2 separate regions of the Homo sapiens genome follow, and region 2 is linked to region 1. A link is an interaction called in ENCODE POLR2A ChIA-PET data of the cell type or tissue named here. Cell type or tissue: IMR-90. All regions are shown on one strand.

Region 1 (8,000 bases):
GATCCTAGATCGTGCCACTGCATTCCAGCCTGAGTGACAGAGCAAGATCCTGTCTCAAAAACAAAACAAAACAAAACAAAATTTCCGCCAGATATCCTAGGTCATCACTCTTAACTGCAGCCTTCCACAAATCCATAGGGCATGGACACAACACAGCCAAGTTTTTTTTTCTAAAGCATAACATGGAACCCTTTGCTCTAGTTCCCAGTAAGTTTCTCATTTCCTTCTGAGACCTGCTCAGCCTTGCCTTTACTATCTATATTTCTATCAGCATTTTGGTCAAAACCACTTAACTAATCTCTAAGAAGTTCCAAACTTTCCCTCATCTGCCTGTCTTCTTCTGAGCCCTCCAGGTTCTTCCAACCTCTGTCCAATGCCCTGTTCCAAAGTTGCTTCCACATTTTCAGTTGTCTTTACAGCAACATTTCACTACTTGGTACCAGTATTCTGACTTTGTCCATTTTGCATTGCTTTAAACGAATACCGGAGGATGGGTCATTTACAAAGAAAGGGGTTTATTTGGCTCACAGTTCTGCAAGCCTGTACAAGAAGCATGGTGCCAGGATTTGCTTTTGGTGAAGGCAAGGAAGCTTCCATTCATGGCAGAAAGTGAAGGGGAGCCTCCATGTGCAGAGATCACATGGCGAGAGAGGAAGAGCGTGAGAGGAGGGGAAGGTACCATGGTCTTTTTAACAGAGGTACAGGCTTTTGAGGGAACTAACAGATTGAGAACTCGCTCACTCCCACCCCTGCCAGGGAGGTCATTAATCTATTCATGAGGGATCCACCCACATAACACACACATCTCACTAGGCCCCACCTCCAACATTGGGATCAAATTTCAACATGAAGTTTGGGAGGGCGAACATCCAAAGTACAGCACCTTGTTTCTTGTTGTTTTCTAATATTTGTTCTTTATCCCAGGAAATGGGGGGTAGGAAGGTGAGTTCTTGGTGTACTCTAAGCAGTCATGCTCAGCCTGTACTATCAAATTTTATTCCATTTATTCTTCTGTTGAGGCTTGCATGACTTCCCTAAGGTACAATGGCAGAGATAGCCACATGGGTAGTAAAATCAGGGGCAGACAGACCAGCTTTCTGCCAGGAATTTACCTCAGGGAAATTCCTCATCTTTGACTTTCCTCGTTCTGACTTTTTTTTCTTTTAATTCCACCTCCTCTCCAAACCTGGCACTATTCCTTTCCGATCTTTATCCTTGTCCTTACTGTTTTGAAGTTGGCTCTTATGCCTGTTTGTCTTTGCAATCTGTCTCTGCGTCGCGTGTTGGTAGTCATTTATTTTTGTCCCTAGTCATGATTCCCAGAACCTTGCTGTGGTCATTTTGATGCCCCACCCTTTGACTATTACAAACCAGGAGAGCTCATGCAAGTGGCCACATGCTGTAGTGGTTAAGAGCACAGGCCCCGTAGCTGAACTTGAAACTCAGCATGACAACATGCTGGCTGTGTGACTAAGGCAAATTAAATGACCACTCTGTGTCCTTATTTTCTTATACATAAAATGGAGCTACAATAGTACCTCCTCATAGGGATGTTGTGAAGCTTCAGTGAGTTAATACAGATATAATGATTAGTTATCTGCCTCCATTAAATCCAATCATCAATACTACCCAGCTTTATTAAAACTTCTGACTTTTGTTTTGGATGTGGCCAGGTCCTGAACTGAATTGTTTTTTCCAGGTCAAATTTAAATCTACCCTCCTTTCCTTTTTCTCAATGCCAAATTGTTCTTCAGTTTCCATCTCTAGCCCCATAATCTTTGATTTCTCTTGCCCACATGGATGGTTACCTTTTCTGAAATGTCATAGCTCTTACAGTGCTAGCCACCTATTTTGATGCCAAATCTTTACACCAACCAGTGTTATCACTTAATCAATTCTTACATCTATGTCTTAACTTCTCCAACCAAACTTAAGACTTGTTGGTGCCAAGAATCAAATCTCATACTTTTGAGTTATTCAAACCATACAGAACAGTAGATACTGAATAAGTATTTGTCTGAATGAATTGTTTGAATAACTTAAAGAGCCTAGAAGCGGCTGGGTGCGATGGCTCATGCCTATAATCCGAGCACTTTGGGAGGCTGAGGCGGGCCGATCACCTGAGGTCAGGAGTTCGAGACCAGCCTGACAAATATGATGAAACCCCGTCTGTACTAAAAATACAAAAATTAGCCGGGCATGGTGGCATGCACCTGTAATCCCAGCTACTCAGGAGGCTGAGACAGGAGAATCTCTTGAACCCAGGAGGTGGAGGTTGCAGTGAGCCAAGATCACACCATTGCACTCCAGCCTGGGCAATAAAAGCAAAACTCCATCTCAAAAAAAAAAAAAGAGCCTAGAAGCTTTCCAGGGTGGTCTTGGGGGTATTGGCTTTAGAAGAGGAAGCTTGATAGATGAAAATTTCCAGATCAACGGCATTTTATGTACTTCTCAGAAACAAGGTATGACTAGACTGAAAGATCTGAAGTCAGGAAGAAACTTCTTGGTATCAGTCTGTGCCCTTAGGAAGAAGTGAGGTCATAAGCTCTATTAGCACACATAGCTGAAAAACTGAAAGAGGATGTAAGAGAAAGGATTGTTAAAAAACAAAAACAAAAAAACACAAAAAACCAAAAATAAAAAATCTGGGTGAGGTATTTGCAATACTAGAGCCAAAGAATTTGACCTAAGAGGCCGGGCGTGGTGGTTCACATCTGTAATCCCAGTACTTTGGGAGGCCGAGGTGGGTGGATCACTTGAGGCCAGAAGTTTGAAACTAACCTGGCCAACTTGTTGAAACCCCATGTCTACTAAATACACACAAAAAAGGGCCCGGCGCGGTGGCTCGTGCCTGTAATTCCAGTACTTTGGGAGGCTGAGGTGGGAGGATCACCTGAGGTCAGGAGATGGAGACCATCCTGGCTAACATGGTGAAACCCCGTCTCTGCTAAAAATACACAAATTAGCCGGGTGTGGTGGCATGTGCCTGAAGTCCCAGCTACTTGGAGGGTGAGGCAGGAGAATCACTTCAACCTAGGAGGTGGAGGTTGCAGTGAGCTGAGGTAGCGCCACTGCACTCCAGCCTGGGCGACAGAGCAAGACTCTGTCTCAAAATAAACAATTAACTGGGTGTGGTGGCACACACCTGTAATCTCAGCTGCTCCTGAGCCTGAGGTGGGAGAATCACTTGAACCCGGGAGGCAGAGGTTGCAGTGAGCTGACATTGTGCCACTGCGCTCCAGCCTAGGGGGGAGAAAAAGAAAAAAAAGAATTCTGATCCAGGCACTGACTCATTGAGCAAGTCATCTTTACTGTTCAGGCCTCAGCTTTCTTCCTTTGTTTTTTTTTGAGACAGAGTCTCATTCTATTGCCCAGGCTGGAGTGCAATGGCATGATTTCAGCTCACTGCAACCTCTGCCGCCCGGGTTCAAGCAATTCTTCTGCCTCAGCCTCCCGAGTAGGTGGGATTACAGGTGCCTGCCACCGCGCCCAGCTAATTTTTGTACTTTTAGTAGAGATGGGGGTTTCACTATCTTGGCCAGGCTGGTCTCGAACTCCTGACCTCATGATCCACCCACCTTGGCCTCCCAAAGTGCTGGGATTACAGATATGAGCCACCGCACCCAGCTAGGCCTCAGTTTTCTAATGTGTAAAATGAAAATATGCACTAGACCTTCACTTGTTTTTTTCTATGTGATAATTTTTTTTAAAAAAAGAAGGTGTCATGTTACATTTTATCTTTATGTTTACATTTCATCTTGTAAGGTTGCCTTTGAGCCTTGACACAGTGATTTTTCTCATTCAACTAGTTTCTCTCCCATCTCAACTAGTGACCTCACCATCCACTAATTGTTTAAGCCAGAAATTGGGAACTTTTCCTTGGTTCCTCTTCCTTGTTTACTTCTTCCATCTACCCCATGAGCAAATCCTATCTGTTCTTCCTTAAATTTAGTTCCCAGATCTATCTCCTGCATCTCAGGTCTATGTACTTCTTCCCATCTCCCCTGCTACTAGTCTGTCCAGAGCTACAACCACTTCCCTTATAGATTATTGGAATAACCTTCTTATTGGTCTTCATATTTTCACTCTGACTCCCCTCTGATCAATTTTCTGCAATGCAGCCAGAATTATCTTTTAAAAATGTAAGTTTGAGCCAGGCACAGTGGCTCACGCCTGTAATCCCAGCACTTTGGGAGGCCAAGGTGGGAGGATCACCTGAGGTCAGGAGTTTGAGATCAGCCTGGCCAACATGGTGAAACTCTGTCTCTACTAAAAATACAAAAATTAGCTGGGCATGGTGGTGGGTGCCTGTAATCCCAGCTACTTGGGAGGCTGAGGCAGAACTGCTTGAACCTGGGAGGCCATATATATATAAAGTTTGATCACACCACTGTCCTGCTTAATCTTTTTTTATTTTTTAACTTTTAAATTTTTTAAGAGAAGGGTCTCTCTGTGTTGCCCAGACTGGTCTCTAATTCGTGGGCTCAAGAGATCCTCTCATCTTAGCCTCCCAAGTAGCTGGGAATACAGGCATGTGCCACCACACCCAGTGACTTTCCTTCCTAAAATGCTTCAATAGTTTCTTTTTCTTTTTCTTTCTTTCTTTTTTTTTTTTTTTTTGAGATGGAGTCTCGTTCTTTCACCCAGGCTGGAGTGCAGTGGCGTGATCTTGGCTCACTGCAACCTCTGCCTCCCGGGTTAAAGTGATTCTTCTGCCTCAGTCTTCCAAGTAGCTGGGACTACAGCATGTGCCACCACACCTCAATAATTTTTTGTATTTTTAGTAGAAATGGGTTTCACCATGTTGGTCAGGCTGGTCTCGAACAGCTGAGCTTGTGATCCACCCGCCTCGGCCTCCCAAAGTGCTGGGATTACAGGTGTGAGCCACTGCACCCAGCCACTTCAATAGTTTCTTTTTGTGCTTAACATAAAGTTTAAATTCATGTCCAGAGCCTATAAGGTGTCATATGACCAGGCCCCTCAAGGTATATCCACTTCACTCAAGCCATGTTTGTCTCATCTTAATTCTTCAAACACCCCACATTCTTTCCTAACTCAAGGTCTTTGAGCTTGCTGCTTCTTCCAGGTGGACTGATCTTAGCCCTTCCCTTTGTTGTTGATTTTTTAACTTTTTTTTTTTTTTTTTTGTGAGAAAGTCTTGCTCTTGTTTTCCAGGCTGGAGTGCAGTGGTGCAATCTCGGCTCACTGCAACCTCCACCTCCTGGGTTCAAGTGAGTCTCCTGACTCAGCGTCCTGAGTAACTGGGATTACAGGCACCTGCCACCACACCCGGCTAATTTTTGTATTTTTAGTAGAAATGGGGTTTTGCCGTGTTGGCCAGGCTGATCTTGAACTCCTGACCTCAGGTGATCCTCCCACCTCGGCCTCCCAAAGTGCTGGGATTACAGGCATGAGCCAGCGCTCCCAGCCTTTTTACCTTTTTTTTTTTTAATTTCAATAGGTTTTTGGGGAACAGGTAGTTTTTGGTTACGTGAAAAGTTCTTTAGTTGTGATTTCTGAGATTTTAGCACACCCATCACCTGAGCAGCGTACACTCTACCCAATGTGTAGCTTTTTATCCTTCACCCCCCCAAGTCTTTCCCTGAGTTCCCAAAGTTCATTGTATCATTCTTATGCCTTTGCATTCTCGTAGCTTAGCTCCCACTTACGAGTGAGAACATACAATATTTGGTTTTCCATTCCTGAGTCTCCAATTCCACCCAGGTTGCTGTGAATGCCATTAATATGTTCCTTTTTATGGCTGAGTAGTATTTCATGATATATATATACACACACACACACACACACACACATATATACACACACACATTTATATGTGTATATATACACATATATATATATGTCACATTTCTTTATCCACTCATTGATTGATGGGCATTTGTAGCCCTGCCCTTTGAATGGCTGACTTCTTCTTATGCTTCAGAATTAATACTTTGTAATTACATTAATATGTTTTTTTTAAAAAAAAACCTTTTACATATATATTGGTCTGTCACAATAATGTATAACAATATTATAGTTTCTGTTTTAATGACTTAACTTTGGCAAACTGGTCAATGATTTCATTAAAACTGATCTTTTTAAAAATAATCAGCTTCAATAGACAGTTTAACCAGATTTGTCAACTTTTTGTTTTTGGCACAGTCTCACTCTGTTGCCCAGGATGGAGTGCAGTGGTGCCATCTTGGCTCACTGCAACCTCTGCCTCCTGGGTTCAAGTGATTCTCATGCCTCAGCCTCCCGAGTAGCTGGGATTAGAGGCACCTGCCACCATGCCCAGCTAAGTTTTGAATTTTTAGTAGAGATAGGGTTTCACCATGTTCGCCAGGCTGGTCTCGAATGCCTGACCTCAAGTGATCTGGCTCCCTCGAACTCCCAGAGTGCTGGGATTACAGGCGTGAGCCACCACACCCGGTCTCCATAAAAAAATCTTAAACAAAAGGATATGGTTGGTGAAATACAAATCCTATTGCGCAGTAATTTTCACAAATTTTAAAATTGACAATACCTTCGCTTCTTTCAGATCAATTATAGTGGCTTTCAAATGTCATCGCTCAAAAAAGTTCAAATGTCATCGCTCAAAAAAAAAACAAACCTTCACTAGAAAATTAATCATAAATTGATGGTACAGACTGGGTGCAGTGGCTCACAACTGTAATCCCACCACTTTGGGAGGCCGAGGTGGATGGATCACCTGAGGTCAGGAGTTCAAGACCAGCATGGCCAACATGGTGACACCCCAGCTCTACTAAAAAAAAAAAAAAATGAAAAAATTAGCCCGGCGTGGTGGTGCATGTCTGTAATCCCAGCTACTTGAGAGGCTGAGACAGGAGAATCGCTTGAATGCAGAAGGCGGAGGTTGCAGTGAGTCGAGATCATAACACTGTAATCCAGCCTGGGCAACAGAGGGAGACTCCTCAAAAAATATAAAAATAAATAAATTGATGTTACATTTGGAAAAACTGCTGAAATTTTCTTCTTCTGCAAAAAGTTAGAAAAAACCACTGAATGATTGAAAACATTGACATTATTTAATTCTTTGCTTTAGAGCAAGTACTCAGTTCTTGATTGAAGTGATTGAGGGATTCAAACATTGTCCTTTTGTTTTCTTCCGGTAACGTCAGACCAGCATATTTTGTTATTGCTGCTGGCTGTTTTCTTCAAAATTTGCTTTGAAAAAGATGTAAATGGCCATTTCCTTATACTTGTGATTAAATATTTGTTGGCCTTTCCACCAGTTCTCTGCACTGATCTTCAAGAAAAAATTTTAAAACCTGCACACAAAATTTTAAAGACTGAACACAGAATTTTAAAGCATGCACATTTTTCAAAGCTGTTTCTATCTCTTTGGAAGTTTGTGTCTGATTAAGTTCATCTAAGACTTCACTCCAGGAAAAAAGTTAACCCAGAAAAGATAAATAGCCTCAGCAGAGAGAAAAATCTACTGATTTTCTTGTGTCTACATTTTGTTTTAGATAGCATAATACTTCAAAAGTTGGTACTCATTTCTTAAACTTTACTGTGTGCATAGCTTCAAAATGAATACTTTGTTGTGTGTGGGAAAGCCTTTTCATTGTTATACTTACAATCTTCAGCATGGTCCATCCGTGAATCTTTTTTAAAATTGATAAAAAGGCCAGGCGCGATGGCTCATGCCCGTAATCCCAGCACCTTGGGAGGCCAAGGCAAGTGGATCACCTGAGGTCAGGAGTTTGAGACCAGCCTGGCCAACATGGTGAAACCTCGTCTCTACTGAAAATACAAAAATCAGCTGGGTGCGTTGGCGTGCGCCTGTAATCCCAGCTACTCAGGAGGATGAGGCAGGAGAGTGGTTTAAACCTGGGAGGCGGAGGTTGCAGTGAGCCGAGATTGTGTCACTGCACTCCAGCCTGGGCAACAGAGCGAGACTCCTTCTCAAAAAAAAAAAAAAAAATGGTTAAAAAGATGAAATAAAAATTTTCCAAGTTCCCCTCAACCCC
Region 2 (8,000 bases), 170 kb before region 1:
GTACCTATTAGAATGGCCAAAATCCAGAAAACAAACAACACCAAATGCTGGTGAGGATGCAAAGCAACAGAAACTCTTATTCGTTGTTGTTGGGACTACAAAATGGTAGTCACTTCGGAAGGCAGTTTGATGATTTTTTATGAAGTTAAACATACTCTTACCATATGATCCAGCAGTCACACTCCTTGGTATTTACTCAAAGGAGTTGAAGACATGTCCACAAAAAAACCTGCACACAGATATTCATAGCAGCTTTATTCGTAATTGCCAAAACTTGAAAGCAACCAAGATACCCTTCAGTAGGTGAATGGAGAAATAAACTGTGGTACATCCAGATAATAGAATATTATTCAGTGCTAAAATAAACGTGTTATTAAGCCATGAAAAGACATGGAAAACTTGAATGGATATTACTAAGTGAAAGAAGCCAGTCTGAGGTCCGGGCGCGGTGGCTCACGCCTGTAATCCCAGCACTTTGGGAGGCCGAGGTGGGCAGATCACGAGGTCAAGAGATTGAGACCGTCCTGGGCAACATGGTGAAACGTCATCTCTACTAAAAATACAAAAATTAGCTGGACGTGGTTGGCGCACGCCTGTAGTCCCAGCTACTCGGGAGGTTGAGGCAGTAGAATCGCTTGAACCGGGGAGGCAGAGGTTGCAGTGAGCCGAGATCACACCACCGCACTCCAACCTGGCAACAGAGTGAGACTCTGTCTCAAACAAAAAAGAAGCCAGTCTGAAAAGTACGTACTGTTAATTTCAACTATATGACATCCTGAAAAAGGCAAAACTATGGGAACAGTAAAAAGATCAAGTGGTTGCCAGGGGATAGAGGGGAAAGAGGGAGGAATATGCAGAACACAGAGGATTTTTATAATAGAGAAACTACTCTGTGTGATACTATAATGGTGGCTACACGTCATGATCAATTTATCCAAACCCACAGAACCTACAACACCAAGAGTGAACCCTACTTTAAACCAAGGACTTCGAATGATAATAATGGGTCAATGTAGGTTCATCAGTTGTAACAAACATACCACTCTATGGGATGTTGATAATGGGGAAGGCCATGCATGTGTGGAGGCAGGTGTATATGGGAAATCTCTGTACCTTTCTCTCAATTTTGCTGTGAACCTAAAATAGCTCTTAAAAATAAAGTCTATTATTAAAAATAAAGAAATAAGTGGGATCCCTCAAATTCAGACAAGCTTTGATTGTCACCCCAAAAATTAAAAAACAATTAGGTCTGTTAAGTGCTTGGATAATATAAAATTGAAAAAATAAGAGATTGTTAGGTTTTTGTGTTTTTTTTTGTTTTTTTTCCAGACAGAGTCTCACTTTGTCACCCAGGCTGGAATGCAGTGGCGAGATTTTTTTTTTTTTTTTCCAGACAGAGTCTCACTTTGTCACCCAGGTTGGAATGCAGTGGTGAGATCTCGGCTCACCACAACCTCTGCCTCCCGGCTTCAAGTGAGTCTCCTGCCTCAGCCTCCCGAGTAGCTGGGATTACAGGTGTGCACCACCACACCCAGCTAATTTTTGTATTTTTAGTAGAGACAGGGTTTCACTATGTTGGCCAGGCTGATCTCGAACTCCTGACCTCATGATCCGCCTGCCTCGGCCTCACAAAGTGCTGGGATTACAGGCGTGAGCCATCACGCCTGGCCTGTTAGGTCTTAGTAATACTATCGCTGAACTGTGTCTAAGGCTAAGCCTAAATTGTTGGGATTTCCTGAAGCTTTTGATGCTGGAGAGAATGCTTCCTTGAACTTCCTAATTATATAGCAGAAGGTGATGTCTTTGAAGCCTTCACGAAGGCAATTGAGGGAGTCCAGCGAACTAAAGAGTAGAGTTCAATGGGCATCACAGATTTCAGATTCGAGAATATTAGTCTTAGGTTATGGGATAGATTGCAGCTGTAGACTATTGAGGTACTTGATAATGGCACAGAGGAACTTCAGAATAACTTCAGTATCTGTCATTATCATCGTATTTGAAGAAAACTGATCTTTTTGGGGAAACAAATTCCCTGAAATCCAATGCTCTCTTGTACTTTTTATTGGATATAGAAGGATGGTCCATATCAGTCTCCTCCAGCTTTCCCAAAGATCAGAGAAGCAGAGAAGATTTCTTTGTTGCTTTCTGTGGAGACCTGAAGACCACCCTGTGCAGTGGGTCTGATAGAAGGAGGCACTGACACCCCAGGTGCACTTGCAGCTTCTCTTCTAGTCCAGTTCCTTCCTTTCAGGAAGACTTCTCTTTCTCCATCCTTTTCTGGCTAAGAGGTTTAGAAGCTAAGAGATTGAGCAGCCTTCAGGATGAAAGAATGAAATAAAGGATTCCTCCATGTTGGTCAGGCTGGTCTCAAACCCCATCTCTACTAAAAATACAAAATTAGCTGGGCATGGTGGCTCATGCCTGTAAGCCCAGCTACTCGGGAGACTGAGGCAGGAGAATCACTTGAACCCGGGAGGCAGAGGTTGCAGTGAGCCGAGATTGCACCATTGCACTCCAGCCTGGGCAACAAGAGCAAAACTCCTCAAAAAAATAAATAAATACATACATAAATAAATAAAGGATTCCTGCAATAGGAGTTAGATGCAACTGGATGACTTCTAAAGTCCCTGGCAATTATAAGACTGTGATTTCTGGCCAGGCACAGTGGCTCACACCTGTTATCCCAGTACTTTGGGAGGCTAAGGCAGGCGGATCACGAGGTCGGGAGTTCAAGACCACCCTAGCCAACATGGTGAAACCATGTGTCTACTAATGATACAAAAAATTAGCCGAGCATGGTGGCATGAGCCTGTAATCCCAGCTACTCGGGAGGCTGAGGCAGAAGAATCGCTTGAATCTGGGAGGCGGAGGTTGCAGTGAGCTGAGATTGCACCATTGCATTCCAGCCTAGGCGACAGGGCGAGACTCCATCTCAAAAAAAAAAAAGACTGTGATTTCTTTGAGTGCTTATTTAAATAGGTAAATTTATGGTTAATTTAATGTTTTTAAAAAAATTTCATTCGTTTGTAGTCACTTGACCTTATAGTTAAGATAGAATATTTAAAGATGTTAAAAAGACAGAATTTTACAGTAAATTAATTTTTTTTTTTTTGAGACGGAGTCTCGCTCTGTCGCCAGGCTGGAGTGCAGTGGCTTGATCTTAGCTCACTGCAACCTCTGCCTCCCAGGTTCAATCGATTCTCAATCTCTTGACCTTGTGATCTGCCCGCCTTGGCCTCCTAAAGTGCTGAGATTACAGGCGTGAGCCACCGTCTCCATCCAGTAAATCAATTTTGAAAATAAAAACCAATACAGCAACATGACTACATAAAGATTAAAGGAACTATATGTGTTACGAGCAAATAATGTTTAGTATTTATTTTGTGCTTACTTTGTGCTTTTATATGCCTTATCTCTAATTCTTACAATAATTCTTTGAAGCAGTGATGATCATCCTCTTTTGCAGAGGCAGAGCTGAGGCACAAGGAGATAAGTAACATGTTTAAAATTGTATAGTTGCTATCTGAGAATGAAGTCAAACCCAGGTCAGTCTGACTTCCAAAGTCGAATTCTTTCCAATATAGTAAGTGCCTTTCCTAAACCATTGACAGTTGCAGAATTTTCGACTTGCAGTGAATACTAGAGGGTCCTCTCCAGTACCCCACCCAGCATAGAAGTCTTCTAAACAACATCTCCAGACCGGGTGTGGTGGCTCACGCCTGTAATCCCAAAGCTTTGGGAGACCGAGGCGGGCAGATCGCCTGAGGTAGGAAGTTCAAGACCAGCCTGACCAACATGGAGAAACCCTGTCTCTACTAAAAATACAAAATTAGCCAGCCAGGCGTGGTGGCACATGCCTGTAATCCCAGCTACTCGAGAGGCTAAGGCAGAAGAATTGCGTGAACCCGGGAGGTGAGCCGAGATCATGCCATTGCACTCCAGCCTGGGCAACAAGAGTGAAACTCCATCTAAAAACAACAACAACAACAAAACATCTCCAGCATTCAGATTCTGTGCTGGTACCGCTAATACTGTGAAAGGATTTGCTCACAAGGCAATCTATTCCAACTTCCCCAGAATCCTGAGATAAGATTTAATCAGGCTGGGCGCGGTGGCTCACGCCTGTAATCCCAGCACTTTGGGAGGCCGAGGCAGGCGGATCATGAGGTCAGGAGATCAAGACCATCCTGGCTAACATGGTGAACCCCCCCCGTCTCTACTAAAAATACAAAAAATTAGCCGGGCGTGGTGGCGGGCGCCTGCAGTCCCAGCTACTCGGGAGGATGAGGCAGGAGAATGGCATGAACTCGGAGGCGGAGCTTGCAGTGAGCAGAGATCGAGCCACTGCACTCCAGCCTGGGCGACAGAGCGAGACTCCCTCTCAAAAAAAAAAAAAAAAAAAAAAGGAACTTTAGTGTTCCATTTAAATATATTCCACCACTATTAAGATACCATTGGGGCCAGTCATGCTGTCACCTGTAATCCCAGCACTTTGGGAGGCCGAGGTGGGCAGATCACCTGAAGTCAGGAGTTTGAGACCAGCCTGGCCAACATGGTGACACCCCATCTCTACTAAAAATACAAAAATTAGCCTGGCATGGTGGCAGGTGCCTGAAATCCCAGCTACTCAGGAGGCTGAGGCACGAGAATCTCTTGAACCGGGGATGGGGAGGTTGCAGTGAGCCAAGATCGTGACACTGCATTCCAGCCTGGGAGACAAAGTGAGACTCTGTCTTAAAAAAAAACAAAAAAACAAACAAAAAAACAAAAAAAAACATTGCCAAAAAACAGCTAACAAATTTTATTATAAAAAGACTTACTGAGAGATCATGCTCAACAGTGTGGCTATTTCTTTTCTTTTTTTTTTTTGAGATGGAGTCTCGCTCTGTCACCAGGCTGGAGTGCAGTGACACGACTTCGGCTCACTGCAACCTCTGCCTCCCGGGTTCAAGCAATTCTCATGCTTCAGCCTCCCGAGAAGCTGGGATTACAGGCACGTGCCACCACACCCAGCTAATTTTTGTATTTTTAGTAGAGGCAAGGGTTTCACCATGTTGGCCAGGCTGGTCTCCATCTCCTGACCTTGTGATCTGCTTGCCTCAACCTCCCAAAGTGCTGGGATTACAGTCATGAGCCACCACGCCTGGCCCAGTGTGGCTGTTTCTTTCAGTTTGTACTTGGGTATAATTTTGTGGACACTTTACTGTGGTCAATCCTTGTTATCAGTTAGTGAATTATTTGCCCTATACCTCATCTACAGCAATCCGGATACTTTGGCACTTGCAGCAAACTGTTTTTCCTCCTTTTTTTTAGAAGGATGTTAGGTGTGAGGGAGAAGGAAGAGGAACAAAATAACGACAGAAGAATTGAGTAGAATTCTTTCCTCCAGCTGTTTTTTTTGTGTTTTTTTTTTTTAAATTACAAAGTATTAATAATTTATGAACAAACTCTTTGTAAAAATTTTAAGCAACAAATAATTTTTTTTTGAGACGGGGAGTCATCCTTGTGATTTGTTTAAATACATAAGGTTTTGCTATATGTGTTGTTTTGCAACATGCGCCTTGGGGATCTTTCCATGTAAATTATTTACCTTATTCATTTTAACAAATTGCAGAGTATGAGTGGAATGTAATTATTTTAATCACTATCCTACTGATGGATATTCAGGTTGTTTGCATTTCTTAGCTATGATAAACAATGTTGATAAGAGCATAAGAATGCATTAATATTAATTATTTTCATTTTAAAGATACCATTGGGGCATGGTGCTGGTGGCTCACATCTGTAATCCCAGCACTTTTTTGTTTTTTGTTTTTTTTGAGATGGGGTCTTGCTCTGTTGCTGAGGCTGGAGTACAGTGGCACCATCTTGGCTCACTGCAACCTCTGCCTCCTGGTTCAAGCGAATCTCCTGCCTCACCAGCTAATTTTTGTGTTTTTAATAGAAATGGGGTTTTGCCATGTTGGCCAGGCTGGTCTCGAACTCATGACCTCAGATGATCTGCCCGCCTTGGCTTCCCAAAGTGCTGGAATTATAGGCATGAGCCACCATGCCCAGACTCAAAAATATACATTTTTTACCTGGGCTTTGCTTGTGCTCAAATTTTAGTCCTTGTGGGTAGAAATAATTTTTAAGATGGAAAATAAATCTTACTAACTTAACTGACTGTAAGTTTTTAGTATTTTCTTTCTCTCCCTCCCTCTCTCTTCTTCCTTCCTTCCTTCTTTCTCTCTCTCTCTCCCCTTTTTCCTTCCTTCCTTCCTTTCTTTTTCTTTCTTTCATTCTTTCTTTCCTTTTTTTCTTTCTTTCTTTTTCTCTCTCTTTCTCTCCCTTCCTTTCCCCTTCCTTCCTTCTTTCCTTCCTTCCTTCTTTCTCTCTCTCTCCCTTTCTTTCTTTCTTCTTTCTCTCTCTGTCTTTCCTTTCTTTCTCTCTCTGTCTTTCCTTTCTTTCTCTCTTTCCCTTATTCTCCCTCTCCTTTCTTTTTCCCTCTTTCTCTTTCTTAACCTTTGAAAATACAATACATACAGGACATTTAAGATTCACTAGAAAAGAATCAGCAGCAGAGGAGGAGAAATCCTGCGTCATTTCTCCCCTATCCATAGCTAGTTATTTTAATAACAATAGGTGGCCAGGCATGGTGGCTCATGCCTATAATCCCAGCACTTTGGGAGGCTGAGATGGGTGGATCACTTGAGGTGAGGAGTTCAACAACAGCCTGGCCAACATGGTGAAACCCCGTCTCTACTAAAAATACAAAAAAACTAGCTGGGCGTAGTGGAGGGCACCTGTAGTCCCTGCTACTCAGGAGGCTGAGGCCCGAGAATCACTTGAACCCAGGAGGTGGAGGGTGCAGTGAGCCGAGATCGCATCACTGCACTCCAGCCTGGGTAACAGAGCGAGACTTCGTCTCAAAAATAAATAAATAGATAAATAAAATAAGATAGGTAACATTTGCTAAGCACTGATTATATGACAGTCTTTGTTGTCACCATTATATATATTAATATAAACTCAATTCTCATAAGATAATTAGGATGTAGTCACAACTATTATCACCATTTTGCTAATTTGGAAATTGTCAGTGGAAAAGTGAGAGAACCTCCACATGGTGTACCTCAAAGGCCTGGACCTTGAGGCCTTATTCATCGTGTGGTAAAAAGAAACAGAGCAGCTCTATCAAGGCACAGTGTCAGCGTATCTCAATCAGGAACTGTTCCACTCTTAATGAGGGTCCAAGTTAGGGTGATCAGCTCCTCTGTTTTGCCTGGTACTTTCCCAGTTTTAGCAGTGAAAGTTCTATGTCACAGTCAACCTCTCAGTCCCAGGCAAACCAAAATGGTTGGTCATCCCAGTCCAAGTAGTGTTTGTTTTGAGGGAAGGTGGGTTGGAATGTATCTGGAGCAGGTGGGTGGTATCCCTATTTAATAGTCAGTAAAGAGAGTTGACAGGACCCTCATTCACTAAAGTGAGTATCTTTTTGGCCAGGCGCAGTGGCTCATGCCTCTAATCCCAGCATTTTGGGAGGCCAAGGCAGGCAGATCACCTGAGGTCAGGAGTTCGAGAGCAGCCTGGCTAACATAATGAAACCCCGTCTCTACTAGAAATATAAAATTAGCCATGTGGTGGTACATGCCTGTAGTTCCAGCTACAGGGAAAGGGAGGCTGAGACAGGAGAATCGCTTGAACCCGGGAGGCGGAGGCTGCAGCGAGCTGAGATGGCACTACTGCACTCCAGCCTGAGCATAAAAAAAAAAAAAAAATTAAGTGAATATCTTTTGATAAATCCACCATATAAATAGTAAGCCAAGACTGTAGACTTCCCTTCACAAGGTCACTAGAATACTTACTCCCTGTGAGACAGGAAAAGATTAAAAGGAGATGAAGCCTACACCTAGGTTGCAATCTAACATATCAGAGGTGCTGTTATGCTAAGGGGTGCTAAGTGTGAAGAGAGACGTAATCTCACAAATTTTCTTTTTTTTTTTTTTTTTTTGGTTATC

Evidence for each region. ChIA-PET counts read pairs that join two places held together with the same protein. Peaks named below come from ENCODE experiments on the same cell type or tissue, not always from the same donor. Only the 100,000 strongest peaks of a DNase experiment are listed, where the experiment ranks them.
Region 2: POLR2A ChIA-PET joins it to region 1 with 6 read pairs; 18 of 35 experiments call an interaction of 5 or more read pairs at or near these places.

What each region holds. Positions count from the first base shown.
Region 1 is chr9:72,539,350-72,547,349 of GRCh38, forward strand. The region is part of intron 1 of TMC1 (transmembrane channel like 1); the gene reads left to right. Among named protein-coding and RNA genes, the nearest start is that of TMC1, 22 kb to the left of the region's middle. In IMR-90, no CTCF peak of the experiment used is centred here; a DNase peak (open chromatin) is centred at 3,302; H3K27ac peaks cover 189 bases.
Region 2 is chr9:72,373,737-72,381,736 of GRCh38, forward strand. No RefSeq gene overlaps it. Among named protein-coding and RNA genes, the nearest start is that of ZFAND5, 13 kb to the left of the region's middle. In IMR-90, no CTCF peak of the experiment used is centred here; no DNase peak of the experiment used is centred here; H3K27ac peaks cover 830 bases.